Linked DNA regions of Homo sapiens: region 1 is linked to region 2. Evidence: read pairs that join two places in POLR2A ChIA-PET (ENCODE). Cell type or tissue: PC-3. All regions are shown on one strand. Each heading gives the region's core, and the rest is flanking DNA. Links, peaks and the distances in the headings are about the cores only.

Region 1 (7,909 bases), core at 1,593-5,592, 190 kb before region 2:
GTGTGGTGTCGGGCACCTGTAATCCCAGCTACTTGGGAGGCTGAGGCAGGAGAATTGCTTGAGGCGGGGAGGCGGAGGTTGCAGTGAGCTGAGATCACACCACTGCACTCCAGCCTGGGCAACAAGAGCAAAACTCTGCCTGAAAAAAAAAAAAAGACAAAACAAAAAAAAATTTGTCAGTTTGGTGTCTGCCCAACTTAAAAAGAAAATATTTACTATCTTGTTATATTATTTCAAAGACAAAAGCCTTTTATACATAATATCTCATTACAATATCCCTCTGAAGTAGATGTCAAGATAATAGCTAATATTTACTGAGCGCAGTTGAGAGGCTCTGAGCTAAAGTTCTTACTTTATATATATATTTATATAATATTATTAATCCTCACAATAACTTTATGGGGTATATAATATTATTGTTTCTATTCTACAGATTAAAAAAATGAGTTCTGGAGAGTTTATATAACTTTCCCAAAGTATCTTGCCTAAAGAACCTGTGTTATTATCCCCATTTTAGATAGGAGAGTTAGAACTCCAAGAGCTCAGTTGACTTGCCAGGATCACACACACACAGGGCAGGGCTGAAAATTGTGGCTTCATGGGCCACAGCTCAACCCACCTTCCAACTTCCACCAGTTTTCTAGTGCCCGCTAACCCTGTTTCTCACTAATTGGTACTAAACCAAGTGTGCCAGAGTCAAGGCTGTTGCCCAGCATGGAAATTACCCCGCTTTTGTTCTCAAAAAAATCAGAATCCCTGTCCTACGGACATGGACAGTAAATTGTTGGGGCATTGGATTGAGAGAGAAATGGGGCTCTTCCCAGGGGTGATAGGGGCAGGACTGGGGAGAAACCCACAAACCCCAGGGTTGCCTGGTAGTCCCAGCAGTGAATGAGAGAGCTGGGGAAAGACGGGCAGGGCTTCAATGGGCTTCGATGGACCTCAGACAACAGCTGCCAGTGTCTGGATGGAGACTGTGGTTTGCCTCAGGGAGATGTGCTAGACAAGGGGTGATTAATTGCTGCCCTGCTCTGAAAATGACTGTCTTCATGCTGTGCATGCAACCATTTCTTTCTATTCATCATCTCTGCTTCTGAATAACCTTAAGCAAGCAGGTTGTGCCATGGGCTGCTCTTATTCTGGGTCCCACAAACACAGAGTGGCAGGATAAGGAAGGTCACAGGGCACTCTGAATTCCGTTTCTTTGTAGGCAAAGTCTTATTCTTTATATAGCCAATTGTCCCAAATCTTCGTAGGTTTCTTTTTCCTTTCTTTTCTTTTTCTAAGAAATGGGGTCTTGCTTTGTTGCCCAGGCTGGAGTGCAGTGGCACAATCATAGCTCACTGCAGCCTCGAAATCCCAGGCTTAAGCCATCCTCCTGCCTCAGCCCAAGTAGCTGGGACCACAGGCACACACACCATCACTCCTGGCTAATTATTTAAAAATTTGTTTTGTAGAGATGGGGTCTGTCCATTTTGCCCAGGCTGGTCTCAAACTCCGGGGCTCAAGCTATCCTCCCATCTTGGCCTCCCAAAGTGCTGGGATTACGGGTGTGAGCCACCGTGTCGAGCCTTCTCAGGTTTCAATTTCTAAAATTATTATTATCATAAAGAGAGAAAATATAATATCAAGAGTGAACTAACTCAAGATCCTGCACCCTAATTGCAATAATTTTCATTTTTGCCCATCCTCTTAACCCTTCTCCACATGGTCACATTTTACATTGCTGAGATCGTGTCGTGTCCAGCTTTATTATTTTGCAGAACATATTATAAACATTTTCCTGTGCCACTATATAGATTTCATAGTTGTCATTTTTAAAGGCGTCATTCAGTGTATAGACCACAGTATAACTAACCATTCTTCCATGATTAGACATTTATGTTGCTCAGGAGCCTCTGCTTTTATAAATATACCATAACAAACATCATTTCTATCTAATTTGGGACTAATTTTGAGTGTCTGTTTCAAACTGAAAAAATTCCCCTGCATCCATCACCCTCTTTTGGGTTCTTCCCCCTCACCACCCTGTGTGATTCTCTCGCCTGTTATGTTCTCCTTCAAAAGATTGAAACCTCCTCAAAAGCAGTAGCTGTGGACTTGTGGAAAACGCACTTTGAAAAGAAATAGAGCACACTAGGCCAGTTGCGGTGGCTCATGCCTGTAATCCCAGCACTTTGGGAGGCTGAGGCGGGCAGACCACAAGGTCAGGAGATCGAGACCATCCAGGCTAACATGGTAAAACCTCGTCTCTACTAAAAAAATACAAAAAATTAGCCAGGTGTGGTGGCAGGCGCCTGTAGTCCCAGCTACTCGGGAGGCTGAGGCAGGAGAATGGTGTGAACCCAGGAGGTGGAGTTTGCAGTGAGCTGAGATCGTGCCACTGCACTCCAGCCTGGGTGACAGAGCGAGACTCTGTCTCAAAAAAAAAAAAAAAAAAAAAGAGCATACTAATGAGTGTAAGTGCTTTTTAGTAACCATATATAGACGTTCAGGGCACAAACTCCAGTGCCACTAGCTGGGTTCAAGTTCCAGCTCTGCTTCTTACTGTCTTTGAGATCTTGGGTATGTTACTCACTTACTTTTCCCCTTGGGATCCTCCTCAGATCACAGGAGGAGGAGATGATACTTCTTAAGTCACAGAGTTTGTGAGAGGGTGAAATGTGTTGACTATGACTATCTGGCACATATTAAGCATTCTATGTTTGCTATAATTTTAAGAGTAAAATTGAATTCTACCATGGTTGTGGATTTCTCTTCTCTCTCTCTCTCTCTTTTTTTTTTTTTGAGACCGTGTCTCACTCTGTTGCCCAGGCTGGAGTGTAGTGGCACGATCTTAGCTCACTGCAACCTCTGCCTCCCAGGTTCAAGCAATTCTCCTGCCTCAGCCTCCTGAGAAGCTGGGATTATAGCCGCCCACCACCACGCCCGGCTAATTTTTTGTATTTTTAGTAGAGTCGGGGTTTCACTGTGTTGGCCAGGCTGGTCTTAAACTCCTGACCTCAGGTGATCCGCCTGCCTTGGCCTCCCAAAGTGCTGAGATTAAAGGTGTGAGTCACTGCACCTGGCCGGATTTCTCTTCTTAAATTCAATGTTTCAAGAAACTTTCATTTTGCATTACTACTGTGCCAGGTAGGATATGCAAGACTGTGGGGCTACAGAAATGAAAAAGACGGCCGGGCATGGTGGCTTACCCCTGTAATCCCAGCACTTTGGGAGGCTGAGGCGGGCGGATCACAAGGTCAGGAGTTCAAGACCAGCCTGACCAATATGGTGAAACCCCGTCTCTATTAAAAATACAAAAATTAGCCAGGTGTGGTGGTATGCGATTGTAGTCCCAGCTACTCAGGAGGCTGAGACAGGAGAATTGCTGGAACCCGGGATGTGGAGGTTGCAGTGAGCCGAGATCGTGCCACTGAACTCCAGCCTGGGTGACAGAGACAGCCTCCATCTCAAAAAAAAAAAAAAAAAAAAAAAAAAAAGAAAGAAAAAAAAGAAAAGAGAAAAGAAATGAAAAAGACTCCCAGCTCTCCTGCAGAGCAACCATGAATAATTTGTCTCCATCCCACACCAAAAAAGAAATGGAAAATGTGGGCTTGTGTGGATCTTTTGTTTTGGGTAAAATGTTATTTTTCCTTTCCTATCTCTTTTTCTTGAAATTAAAAACCATACAAAGAATTCCATGCTGTGAATCGGTTGCTTTTGTATATCTTTGATTTTTGGAGATCAGTTGGTCAGTGTGTCCCCACAGTGAAAGACTGTGAAAGACTTTGTCTCTCTGTCTGGGAATTTCCTGCCAGAGCCCAGAGTGGTCTCTGAAATGAGTGAGGCTGTGTGTTTAATCCACAGCGACAGTTTTGTAGCGGTGCCATCTATCTACAGACAAGGCCCCAGCACTGGGTGGGGATTGGATAAGGAGACCTCTCTGATCCCTGTCAGCCCTAAGATCCCCAAATCCTTTGACTGTAGGCCTAAGCCTGTTCTCTAGAGGCTTGTCTAGTTTATTGCTTAAAATTATTTTTTAACATTTAATAAAATGGACCCATCAAAAGGCTAGAAGCAGACAATCATCAATTAAAAATCAAATAATCAGATCAAACAATCAGGCAAAACAATTTTAAAAACCCATCCATTACTATGAACAACCCCATCAATAGGAGACCAAAGAAAGAGAAATAACTGACAGCACTTAGCGAGTAAAATACACTTATCAGCCCACTTAATACACACTTTGTGACATGTAAGAGCCTGATTCTATGTGGTCCTGTACCAAGAGAGATATGTGCACACATACTTTATGCATTCTCAGAGGTTATGGTCTAAGGAAGACAACAGAGCAGAGTTGGCAGAGGGCTCTCCAGAATGCGGTACTAACAAACAGGGAAGTTATTTTTAATACGTAATCAATCAATACGGGTGTCTTTATGGGATTCTCTTATATCACAAGCTGAATTTGGAAGCTAGATCGGTAAGAAGCTGATTGATCACATTTTATGAAGTTTATTGCTTTTTAACAGTAAAACTCATTTTAGTAGAAATAGCAAATCGCCTTTTGCAACCTCTAATAAAATAATTGATTCAGGCAAAAATCATCAATGGCTGCTAAAACCTTTGGGTGAGAGGCTTCTGGGGAGCTAGACTATTGCAAGATGTCAACATGTTGCCCCACAGATTCTCTCCCAGTGAGAAGGGGGAAAATGCAAGATGATGATGGAGGGGTCAGGCTGTCAACATCTGAACCCACTGATGTACTTAGCATTGCTAAAAGAGGACAAACAGACATGACATGCTTCAGAATAGGAGCAGGATGAAGCACCCAGCATTACCTGTGAGGTACTTGCCAGAAAATGATAAACCTGAATGTTTGCAAGCCTTTGGTGCTAATTTCCATGTTTTAGGAAATATAGGGGTTAGGAGGAGTTAAATGACAATGTGAGGACACAGACAGATAAAACAGAATTTAGGACATTTCATGAGACAACTGACCCGATTTCTTTAAACAAGTCACTGACATGATTTTAAAAGTTGGGGGATGCAGGGCAGGGAACAATACCAGATTAAAAGAGCCAAATGCCATGTGTAGATCTTACTGGATTTAGATACAAACAAACCAAAATTTTATTTTATTTTTTTGAGACAGGGCCTCACTCTGTTACACAGGCTGGAGTGCAGTGGTGGGATCTCAGCTCACTGTAACCTCGACCTCCCTGGGCTCAGGTGATCCTCCCACCTCAGTCTCCCAGGTAACTGGAATTATAGGAGTGTGGTACCACACCCGGCTAAGTTTTGTATTTTTCGTAGAGACAGGGTTTCTCCATATTGCCCAGGCTGGTCTTGAAGTCCTGAGCTCAAGCATGGAGGCCAGCCCAGGCCTCCCAAAGTGCTGGGATTACAGGTGTGAGCCACTGTTCCCGGGCTAACCAACTTTAAAAGACAGTATGAGGACAACTGGAGAACTTGGAATATAACTTGGTATTAGGTGAGATTAAGAAGTGATTGTGATAATGGTCAAGCGATCATATAAGAAAAATGTCCAATTATTTTCAGAGATACATTCTGAAACATTTATTAGTCATATGTCACCATGCCTGGGATTTTCTTTAAGATATTTCACTAAAGAAAAAAATAGTCCCGGTGCAGTGGCTCACACCTGTAATCCCAGCACTTTGGGAGGCCGAGGCAAATGGATTGCTTGAGCTCGGAAGTTCGAGAGCGGCCTAGGCAACAAAGTGAGACCCTATCTCTACAAAAAATATAAAAATTAGCCGGGCATGGTGGCGCATGCCTGTGGTCCTAGCTACTCAGGAGGCTGAGGTGGGAGGATGGCTTGAGCCTGGGAGGCAGAAGTTGAAGTGAGCTGAGATTGTGCCACTCTACTCTAGCCTGGGCAGCAGAGCCAGATCCTGTCTCAAAAAAAAAAAAAAAAAAAAAAAAAACCAAGAAAAATGAAAGGTAATAAAGAAAAAAAAACTATAAAAAAGAAAAAATCATATAGGGAAATGTTAATCTTTACTAAATATACTAGATGTAGGTGATGGGTAAATGGGAGTTCATTCCATAGAACTGACTTTCCTACTGAGCCCTGTCTCACCACTGCCCGAGCCCACAGGGCTGTGAGAGCACCCACAACGCTTTGGTGCACACATTTTTGAACAAACGAATGAAACTGCATTGACCTAAATGAACCAATTGCAGAGGGGTGTGGACGAGTGTGGGTTGGGGGCAGAGCTCTGAGGAGAGATGGGGAGGAGGTCACACGTAGCTGGGTTTATGGACCATTTCAATGGATTTAGACAGCATCTGACCTCAATTAAAACCCTCCTTTCTTCAAAAACACACTCCTTTCTCATCTCTTTGAGTATTTTAAGACAAGGCAAAGGTATAAGGTCCTAATTTGTTTTTATATAACCCATGCCAAGGCCATAGGCCCAGGCCTGATCACAGGGGGAGATTGGTCTTTTGAAGCCCCAAGTTGTTAAACCACAGGAAGTGGAACTTGGTCACCAGTAAACAGGTCTGGACCATTAAATTTGTAATTATCATGAGTAAATACTATCTTGTTTTTCCTGGGGGTTGGGTGTGAGGAAGAAGAAAAACTTTAAAAAAAAAAGATAATTTGGAAAACATCTTCTTTAAAAAACCCTGCCATTTTATTGGGTGCTTACTATGTGCAAAGCACAATGCTCAAAAGCATTTTATCTGCATGATTTCATTATCCTCACCACAGTCACGTGAGTGGGCCTTCTCATGCCCATTTTACAGATGAAGAAACTGAGGCGATCTGACTACAAAACACATATTTTAAAAGTTTCCCCCAAATTATGTACCTGAGCCACGCACTTAACATTCACAGGATAAATTGATAAAAAGCCCCAAATTGTTCAGGTGCTATTTATTTATTTATTTATTTATTTATATTTTTATTTTTAGATAGAGTCTTGCTCTGTCGCCCAGGCTGGAGTGCAGTGGCACAATCTTGGGCTCACTGCAACCTCCACCTCCCAGGTTCAGTGATTCTTGTGCTAATTTTTGTATTTTTAGTAGAGACGAGGTTTCACCATGTTGGCCAGGCTGGTCTCGAACTCCTGACCTCAGGTGATCTGCTCGCCTTGGCCTCCCAAAGTGCTGGGATTACAGGCGTGAGCCACTGTGCCCGGTCTGTCAGGTGCTATTTTAGAGGGCACCTCCAGCCCAAGGTCTTTGAAAAATGCAACTGCTATTAGTGGTATTAAACAAAATTTATTGGAGGTCATTGATTTGGACTGACCTCCTGCTCTAGGCTTAACAGAACAAACCAAAATGGTGTCACTTATGCTAAAGTTTGATGTCACCAAACTGAAACTAAGTTGTTTATCTGACCTTCCAAGAAAACAGGAGAGAGAGAAAGATAATAGCCAAATCCCCAGATAGGCCAGTTTTAGCCAGCATGATAAGAAGTCCCCTCTGCTTTAACCTTTACAAAGAAAGTTAACTGAAGTTACCTGATGCTAACTGGTTGCTTTTTGTTCTGATTCTGCTTTCTTCAGCCCTTTTCTGCCTGTAAAGCCAACCTCCTCTGCTCAGCTCATTGGAGCACTTTTTCTCAGTTTTTAGAGAAAAATGCTACCCAGCTTCATAAGTCACAAATAAAAGCCAATTACATCATTTAACTAAATTTGTCATAATTTTGTGTTTTGACAGAGGGGTAATAATCATCCAGCCCTCAGACCCCCGACACGGTGTCTTCACCTCCTGCCAGTGTTTCAGGCTTCCTGAGGTGCAGCCCAGCTGGGACGTGGAAATTCCCGACCCTACACACCACCGCCCGCGGGGAAGGAAACATGGACCTGCACCAAAGTGTCTTTACTGTGTGCCATCTGATTGCAAACAGAACTGGGCTTTCCAAGAGAAACTGAGGACAGTGGAGAGC
Region 2 (7,909 bases), core at 2,065-6,064:
CTGCCTCAGCCTCCTGAGTAGTTGGGATTACAGGTGCCTGCCGCCATGCCTGCCTAATTTTTGTACTTTTAGTAGAGACAGGGTTTCATCATGTTGGCCAGGCTGGTCTGAAACTCTTGACCTCAGGTGATCCGCCCGCCTCGGCCTCCCAAAGTGCTGGGATTACAGGCGTGAGCCACTGCGCCCGGCCACCAGGTCTGCTCTTAAGCTAACTGTATGGAAGAAAAATGCGAGAGTTCGCTGGGCGAGGTGGCTCATGCCTGTAATCCCAGCACTTTGGGAGGCTGAGGTGGGCGGATCACAAGGTCAGCATATCAAGACCATCCCAGCCAACATGGTGAAACCCTGTCTCTGTTAAAAATACAAAAAATTAGCTGGGTGTGGTGGCAGACGCCTGTAATCCCAGCTACTTGAGAGGCTGAGGCAGGAGAATCGCTTGAACCTGGGAGGTGGAGGTTGCAGTGAGCTGAGATAGTGCCATTGCACTCCAGCCTGGTGACAGAGTGAGACGACATCTAAAAAGAAAAAATAAAAAGAAAAATGCCTGAGGCTTCAAGACATGGGCTGTACTCTGTGGATGGGGGAGCCACAGGCTGGCTGGGCTTTACTTTCCAGCCCTCCATCCAGATACTTGTGGGCCTGCCGGTGTGCTGGGTCCCATGAGTCTTTCCTGCCAGTCTCCACCTCTTTTCTGCTTCTCTCCAGCCCCTGAGTTCAGTGTGTGTAAACTGGAGCCACATCAGGGAAACTCCCTCCCCAGGGCTGCCCCACAGCCTTCACTCACCTTGAGGACAATCTCCACAGTGAAGACAGAGGTGAACCCGATGTCAAAGTGTTTAAGGATCTGGGGACAGGGCAGGGGCGGGAGCAGCCAGTGAGAGGAGGAGGGGGCAACAGTATCAGCAGCAGCAGCAGCATAAAGCAGGCAGTCAGAGCCATTCTGTGCCCCAGCCTGTGCCGTTCAGAAGGAGTGGAGTGGGCAGTCCTATCCCTGAGGAACTGAACTCTAAGAAACTCTGATGCTTGTAGCCACATAGAGGATACAGCTGAACCCTGGGCACCAGACTGAGGCTGGAGGGGGCAGGGGTGCTGAGTGGCAGAGAGGGTGAAGCCCGTCACCTGATTTCTCATGGAATCAGCCCGGATGGGGTCTTCCGCAGCCAGTGCAGCGCTGCTGAGCAGGATGAAGAGCAGGATGAAGTTGGTAAACCAGGTGGCATTGACGATGCGGTGACACAGGACACGGATCCTGGTGGGGCGAGGTAGGGAGGGCAGGGGAGCTGTGAGCTGCTGGAGGCTCAGGCCTCATCAGCCTCCATCCTGCGGACGAACATGGAATACACCTCCTGCTCCTCCCTGGCCAGGAGAGAAGTGCAGCCCTGCACCTGCAGGGTCCTCTGGCTGGACACACAGGGGGCCCTGACCTCTCACTCTGTTTCTAAAGCCTTAGTTCCTCCTCCCAGCCAAGCCCCTCCCACCACCTGCCCCTTCCTGCAATTATGGCACCACCCTGAGGTTTCCCATCAAATGAAAATGGGACAGGCTGGTCTCTATCCATGAGGCAGACAGATGAAACTCCACAGAGACTATGGCCTGTGTATAGTTTAAAGGTGTAAAATTATGAAGCCGATAAAAACTATAGCTTCCCTTGCTCTCTCCCCCTTGACCTGTCTAAAGCTCTTCTCTCAGAAAGGAACCAATAAACAGGTCCCTCTTAGGTGTAAATAACTGATAAGGTTTAAAGCATTACTTTTCCCAGATATACTAGCATTTTAAACAGGGCACAAGATCTTAAGCTAAAACACTGAGTTTCTCATAGTATAACTGTAGGCATGGAGAGTCAGACAGGGTTTTTTCTAGGGCAGGGAAGCAGATGAGAGCCGCATCAATCACCCCCACAGCAGCCAAGGGGCACCCACTTATTGGTGGGGCTGAAGATGAAGAAGGAGCTGGCTTCTGGAATGGGCACGGCCTTCTCTTTCAGCTGCAGCTCAGCCAGGGGACGTGGTCGGGGGCTCAGCGGGATCTCAGGCTCATCTTCCTCGTCATCCCCTGTGGGGAGAGAGAGAGGAATTAGGGGTGTCTTCCCATGCTTTGCTATGCCCATGGCTTCTGTGCTCAGAGCCCTCCTAGGAGCCCCTGCAGCCAGTAAGCAAGGGACCACCAGGCTGACTTGGGACCCTAGGGCTTTGGCAGAGTCCAGCCCGGGCATCTCCTTCTCTTCACAGTGAGCAGATTTGAGCGTCAAGGGTAGGTAAGGGAAGCCCACAACCTTCCAGAAGTGGGGCAAGGAGCAAGCCCAAGTAACTTTGTGGCTGCATGTTGTGTCTCAAGGCTCGATCCACACAGCCTCAAATATCCATAGGCTGGGGGATGGAGTGGGAAACGCTGCTTCAGAAGAAGAGACCTGGGTCCTAGTCCCAGGTCTGCGTCTAACTTGCTGTGCAGTGCTGGGAAGGTCTGTGCCCTTCCTTAGCGTCAGTTTCCAATTTGTGAAACCGACAAGGGGCAGGAGGGTTGTTGAAATAAAAGGACCCTGTGATCCTCTCCTGGGCTAGGATTTTAAAAATAGTAACTTCACAGAGAAGCTTCTTCCAGCATGGAAAAAAGCAATCAGAATTTCTTGAGCTTCACCCAGTCCCCAGGATGCAGGCAGGGGATAGGGGATGAAGAGACGGACATTCCAAGCACATTCACTGAGTCTCATGACCTCAAGAGGAAGCTGAGTACCCGAAATCCTCAGCTCCCAGGGTGGGAGAATCCCGTGATCAGACGGTGGGGGCACTATTCAAAGCTGGGGTTTCTCTTGGTTCCCTCCCCTGACAGCTACCTCCTCCCTAACCCTCCTGGCCCCTGGCAGAGGCCTTGAGGGAAGCCAAGAGCTACTGGATTCTACTGTCTCCATCATGGCCACCTGTAGGGGTTCTCAAATCCACCAAGTCACATTCCAATTTTTCTGTTCCCCCGAGAAGCTAGAACTCTTATTCCTTGGAATGAGTGTCCTAACGTGACACTTTCTGTCTTGCCCAGCCTGCCACAGACCCCAGAGACACATTTCACGCTTAATCGCAGAGACCATTAATTCTTCGAGTTAGCATATTTGCATCTTTCCCCCGCCTTCTTACTTCCTCCACCTATGCCCAGTTTGTTAATTTCATTGCACATATCTTTTGCTGTAAGCCATTTCAAACTATTTTTAGAAAGAAGCAGGATATAAACACATTCAGTCCCCTTGGTAAGACTCTCTTCCTGCTGTCCAGCCCACACCCCCTCTACCCCTCCTCTCCTTACTTCTTTCCAGCCCCTTCCTTGTCCCTGACCTCAGATTTCCTGTCAGCCACCATCTCACCTGCACACAAGTCACTGCCATCTAAGAGGTGATAACTGTTAGATGAAACAACTCAAAATGAGTTATTCTAAAACACAAATATTCATTGCTGGTAGATATTTGAAGAAATTTCATTATTCTTATTTGTACCAGCTCCATTCTCCCCATACTTCACTTTGCAAAATTCTTTCATGCATTCATTCATTCAATTTATTGAGTGCCTCCTCTGAGCCAAACACTGTGCTGTGTGGAACACAAAAGTCCCCCTGGAGCTTAGAGTCACTGGGGCAAACAGATGCTAATCAGCTGATTCCATAAGTAGACATACAAGTAGCTGATCAGCTGATGGGACAAGTAGATCTAAAATTGCCCCACTGACCCGGTGATCCGAAGGACCCAGGACCCAGAGAGTTCTTGGGCCCCAGGGCTCTGTCAGGTGGCCTGGTAAGATTAATTCAGCCTGGTTCTGCTTGTCCTCTTCTTGGTCCAGATAAATGGGATTTCTGCAGCAGTCACTGGCTATTTGCATTTATGAGATGTTTGTGGTTTATCCACGGTTGTTTCTTATCCATGCTCCCCCTACCCCACCATTGTTTCCTCCTCTTGGACTTTCCCACATTGCCTGCCATGGTTCTATCCATCCCTGTATCCTTCCGGCCCCCAGCCCTACCAGACACTGGATAGTGAGTAATCTGCCTCATCACGACATATATGGGCGTGTCCTCATTTATGATCCATTCTGCATGACTGGCAGGGAAGACTTGTATACCCACGTGTCCCTGTGCTTCTTGAAAACTGAGTCCTTGGCAGTGAGGCACATAGCTGGCACTCAATAAATACTTGCTGAGTTACATGAAAGTAAAATGTATGGGTTTTTCTGTTGTGTGCATTGTTGAGAGAGACAAGCTGGCAGATGGCTTATTTGCACAGAAGGGATGTCTCCGGTGTTCTGATCTCCACATGGAGGGGTACAGGTAGGGACACACAAGAGACTGCCCATGGGGAGAATTCAGGACCGGCACACCCCTACTTCACCCCAGCACCCTGCTCCAGTCCAGTCTCCAGCATCCTCACCTGGGAAGTCGGCTGAGGGGTAGGGATCCTTCACCTCATTGACATTAGATTCAAACTCATCGATTTTCAGCTGTAGGAAGGAACACAATGACTATAACAATGAAAAAGAAGTTGCGGTTTCCCCTCAATGAGCATATACTGGAGAGCCTGTTAGCGTTCAGCTCACTTAATCATCCCTACAGCCTAAGGAACAGGGAATATTATGATCATCCCCATTTTACAAATGAGAGGCCAGGCCCAGCAAGGCCAGACAACTTGCAAAAGCTCCCACGGGGCAAGGCCTGAGCCCGCCCTAGCCTGTCTGACTCTATCTTCACATACCCACTGCTTGGTTCTCCAGAAGGGAGTTGAGCTTCCCCAGGCCAGGACCTCGAGCCTCTCTGGGCCCAGTTCCCTGACTTTTTGAACTCCACTTCCTCAGTTTTCAGGAATGGTGAGCAGAGTCAGATGGGAATGAGCAGGGCAGGGCTAGCAATGGTGGAAGCCGGTCTGGGCCTCTCAGTGGAACAGCGGGTGTCAGGGAGAGGAAATACCTCCTTGGTCTGGAGTGGGAAGCTGCTACGCTGGAGAAGTCTGGTTCCCAGATTGGGAGGTCTGCTGTGCCTCTCAGTGCAGGAGTCCCTGGAGATGGATTCGCTGGCTCTCCCTCCAGTCGTACGCAGGGAGATGCCCTCACCTGGCTGATAACTCTCCTACCTCCCCACCCTACCCCACCTGTACCCTGTGGTATGAAGGGAACCATGGATTGGAAGAGCCCCTAGACTGCCTCTAACATCCCCACCTGAGGTGCTCACCTTGGCAGTGGTGGGGATGCCCTCACCCTTGGGTTTCTGCTCCAGCTTCTTGGCCATCGTTGACTTCTCCTCTTCTGACTTGTCTGGGAGACCCCTGAGTTAGAAAACCCAAAGTGGAAGCCAAACCAGAAAGTTCTCAGGGATCTGCTGAACCTGACAACACCTTCAGGAGGATCCCACACCAAGGGCTCCAGGGGATCTGTAGGAGGAGTGGCATCAGCCCCCAAATGGGAAGGGCAGTGGGCTCAGGCAAGTCCCTTCTCTGTGGTGAGAGGGCCCGACACACAGCATGGGCCCATGGCTACCGGTGGCTCACTGGTCAGCCATGTTTAACGTTGGTTGATAGTGAATGGGTGGAGTGTGGCTTTGTACTGGGTTTATACGAGATTCATAGAGTGGAAGCATGGTTTGCCCAAGATGGCTCCAACTCTTTAGAAATGTCTGAACTCCATTGCTGGTCCCTCTTTTTCCATCTTGCCTCCACAGGAATGGGTGTCCCATTCCTGTAGGCATGGGCATTGGAAGAAGCAGAACTCTGTCTAGAACCTAGGTACTTGAAGCATAATCCTCCAACCAGCAGCATGGGCACCACCGGGGAGCCTGTTCGATGTAGAACTCCAACCCCGCCCAGAGGCATAGCGACTCAGTGACAGGGTTGGGAGGGGAATTCCCAGGATCCCTCCGCAGGGGAGCCCTGCCCAACTGGCCAGGCTCTGAGGCTCTGGCATTCTACATCCTGAGGCCTGTCTGTCCAGAAGGCCAACTTGTCTCTGTTCTTGCCCCCAGGGAAGGATCTCAGCCACCCCCATGTGCAGGTTACAGAAGTTTGCCCACTGAGGTGGGTGTCACCATGTCAGGGACCCTGATCATTGGGTTACAGGGAGGCCCTGTCCAGAGCTGGAAGGCCATGGCCACGACTGAGCACTCCAGGTCCCTTCCTGCTAAGGAAGCACTCACTTGGACATCTTCCTGCGTTTTTTCTCCTCAGCCTTGGCCTTCTGGGCAGAAGTCAGGCTCTCCGCCTCGGCCAGGTTGTCCACGGCAATGGCCAGGAAGACATTGAGCAGGATGTCTGAGCGGGTTTAGCTAAGGAGCCTTTGGTTGTAGGTGGAAGGGAGCCTGCAGGGCAGGAGTTCTGTCTGCCTGCATGTGGGCAGGACCTAACCCCACTCTCCCAGAGCTACCCATGGGAAGGTGTGGATCCAGGGACATAGTGGAAGGCCCTCAGGGAAGCCTGCCTGCTGAGAGTACCCAGGAAGGAGCCTGAATCCTGTGGCCTTGAATCCCATCCGTTTCCTGTCCAGACTGGTCCCAGCTCCCACACTGAGCTGCGTGGAGAGCCAGTGAGGCAAAACAAGTGAGACCCATGCGAGGCACACATGAGTTGGGGAACAACGGTGCCCTTCCTCCCCACTCCCCATAGTATCACATTCCAAGGTGCAGGCACCAGGACGGCTCAGGCACTGCCAGTAACTCTCCGGCCCCATCCACCTTACCCTCATATCTGCTCCTCTCATCTCTCAGCCTGTTCTGGCTCCGTCCTTCTGGTCCCAGCGCTCAGACTGATCATCCCGGCCACAGGGTCCTGGTGGCTCCCTGCCTGCCTCTGAACCTTTGGAGAAGGCTGTCCCACCATCTTCATGTTCCTCAGCAAAGCTCTGTCCTTCCTCCCCACTGCTCTAGGCTCACTGACCTTACTGGGCTTTTAATTCCTCCCAGCTGTAGCCAAACAACCCTGTGAGTCTCTAATCTTTTTGGCACAAAGAATTATCCTACAGCTGTACCTGCATTTGCTATGTCCTACCCCCTACCGCATGGGCCTGGGAGCTCCCCTCCAGCCAGAGGGCCTGGCTACCTAGAAACTGGACACCCTTGACCCCCATTTTAAGCCCTTTCCCCCACCCCCTCCCTAAGCTCTTTTCTGCACCCTGCTCCCGAGAGGATACAGTTGCCACAGACGAAAAGGATGATGAAGTAAATGCACACAAGCATGCCAGGGTAGGACGGCCCGCCGTAGGCCATGATCCCATTGTACATCATTGAGGTCCAGTCTTCCCCTGTCAGTACCTGTATGGAGGGAGGATAGAGGGCTCGGGAACACAGAGGGGCCTGAGAGTCTTCTATTGGGACCGCATTGACCGAAGTTCTCCTCCAACTCTGTGGTTCTCTCAGACCTTCCCTCTTTTCATTCCACAGTCTGGGTGGCCAGCCCCTGCTATCCCCAAAACCCCTATTCCAGCTGGGGAATAGTGGCTCACGCCTGTTACTTATCACTTTGGGAGGCCGAGATGGGTGGATCATTCGAGGTCAGGAATTCGAGACCAGCTTGGCCAACATGGTGAGACCCCATCACTACTAAAAATGCAAAAATTAGCCAGGCATGGTGGTGGGCACCTGTAATCCCAGCTATTTGGGAGGCTGAGGTAGGAGAATTGCTTGAACCCAGGAGGTGGAGGTTGCAGTGAGCTGAGATTGTGCCACTACACTCCAGTCTGGGTGACAGAGCGAGACTCCATCTCGAAAAACAAAACAAAACCCCTATCCCAGTGATCTAGAAGCTTATTGCTGCTCTCTATGGACAAGAAATTGGACTGTGGGCTCACCATTTCCCTGTTCTCTTCCTAACCCCCGGGCTTCACTGTGCTTCACCCACCCAGGCCTCCTGTTATTCTGGCCTTAGAAGTCCTGTGAAATGTCGAGTCTCTTGAAAGGC

What was found. ChIA-PET counts read pairs that join two places held together with the same protein. Peaks named below come from ENCODE experiments on the same cell type or tissue, not always from the same donor. Only the 100,000 strongest peaks of a DNase experiment are listed, where the experiment ranks them.
Region 1: POLR2A ChIA-PET joins it to region 2 with 5 read pairs; 2 of 35 experiments call an interaction of 5 or more read pairs at or near these places.

Annotation. Positions count from the first base shown.
Region 1 is chr1:200,879,468-200,887,376 of GRCh38, forward strand. No RefSeq gene overlaps it. Among named protein-coding and RNA genes, the nearest start is that of GPR25, 10 kb to the left of the region's middle. RefSeq lists silencers at 4,160-4,360, 6,438-6,497. In PC-3, for the core only: no CTCF peak of the experiment used is centred there; no DNase peak of the experiment used is centred there; H3K27me3 peaks cover 998 bases.
Region 2 is chr1:201,068,353-201,076,261 of GRCh38, forward strand. It overlaps CACNA1S (calcium voltage-gated channel subunit alpha1 S), which reads right to left. Exons shown (of 44, transcript NM_000069.3): 13 at 7,143-7,263; 14 at 6,154-6,268; 15 at 5,197-5,290; 16 at 4,403-4,472; 17 at 1,920-2,052; 18 at 1,120-1,249; 19 at 785-844. Among named protein-coding and RNA genes, the nearest start is that of CACNA1S, 40 kb to the right of the region's middle. In PC-3, for the core only: no CTCF peak of the experiment used is centred there; a DNase peak (open chromatin) is centred at 4,069; H3K27ac peaks cover 318 bases; H3K27me3 peaks cover 1,353 bases.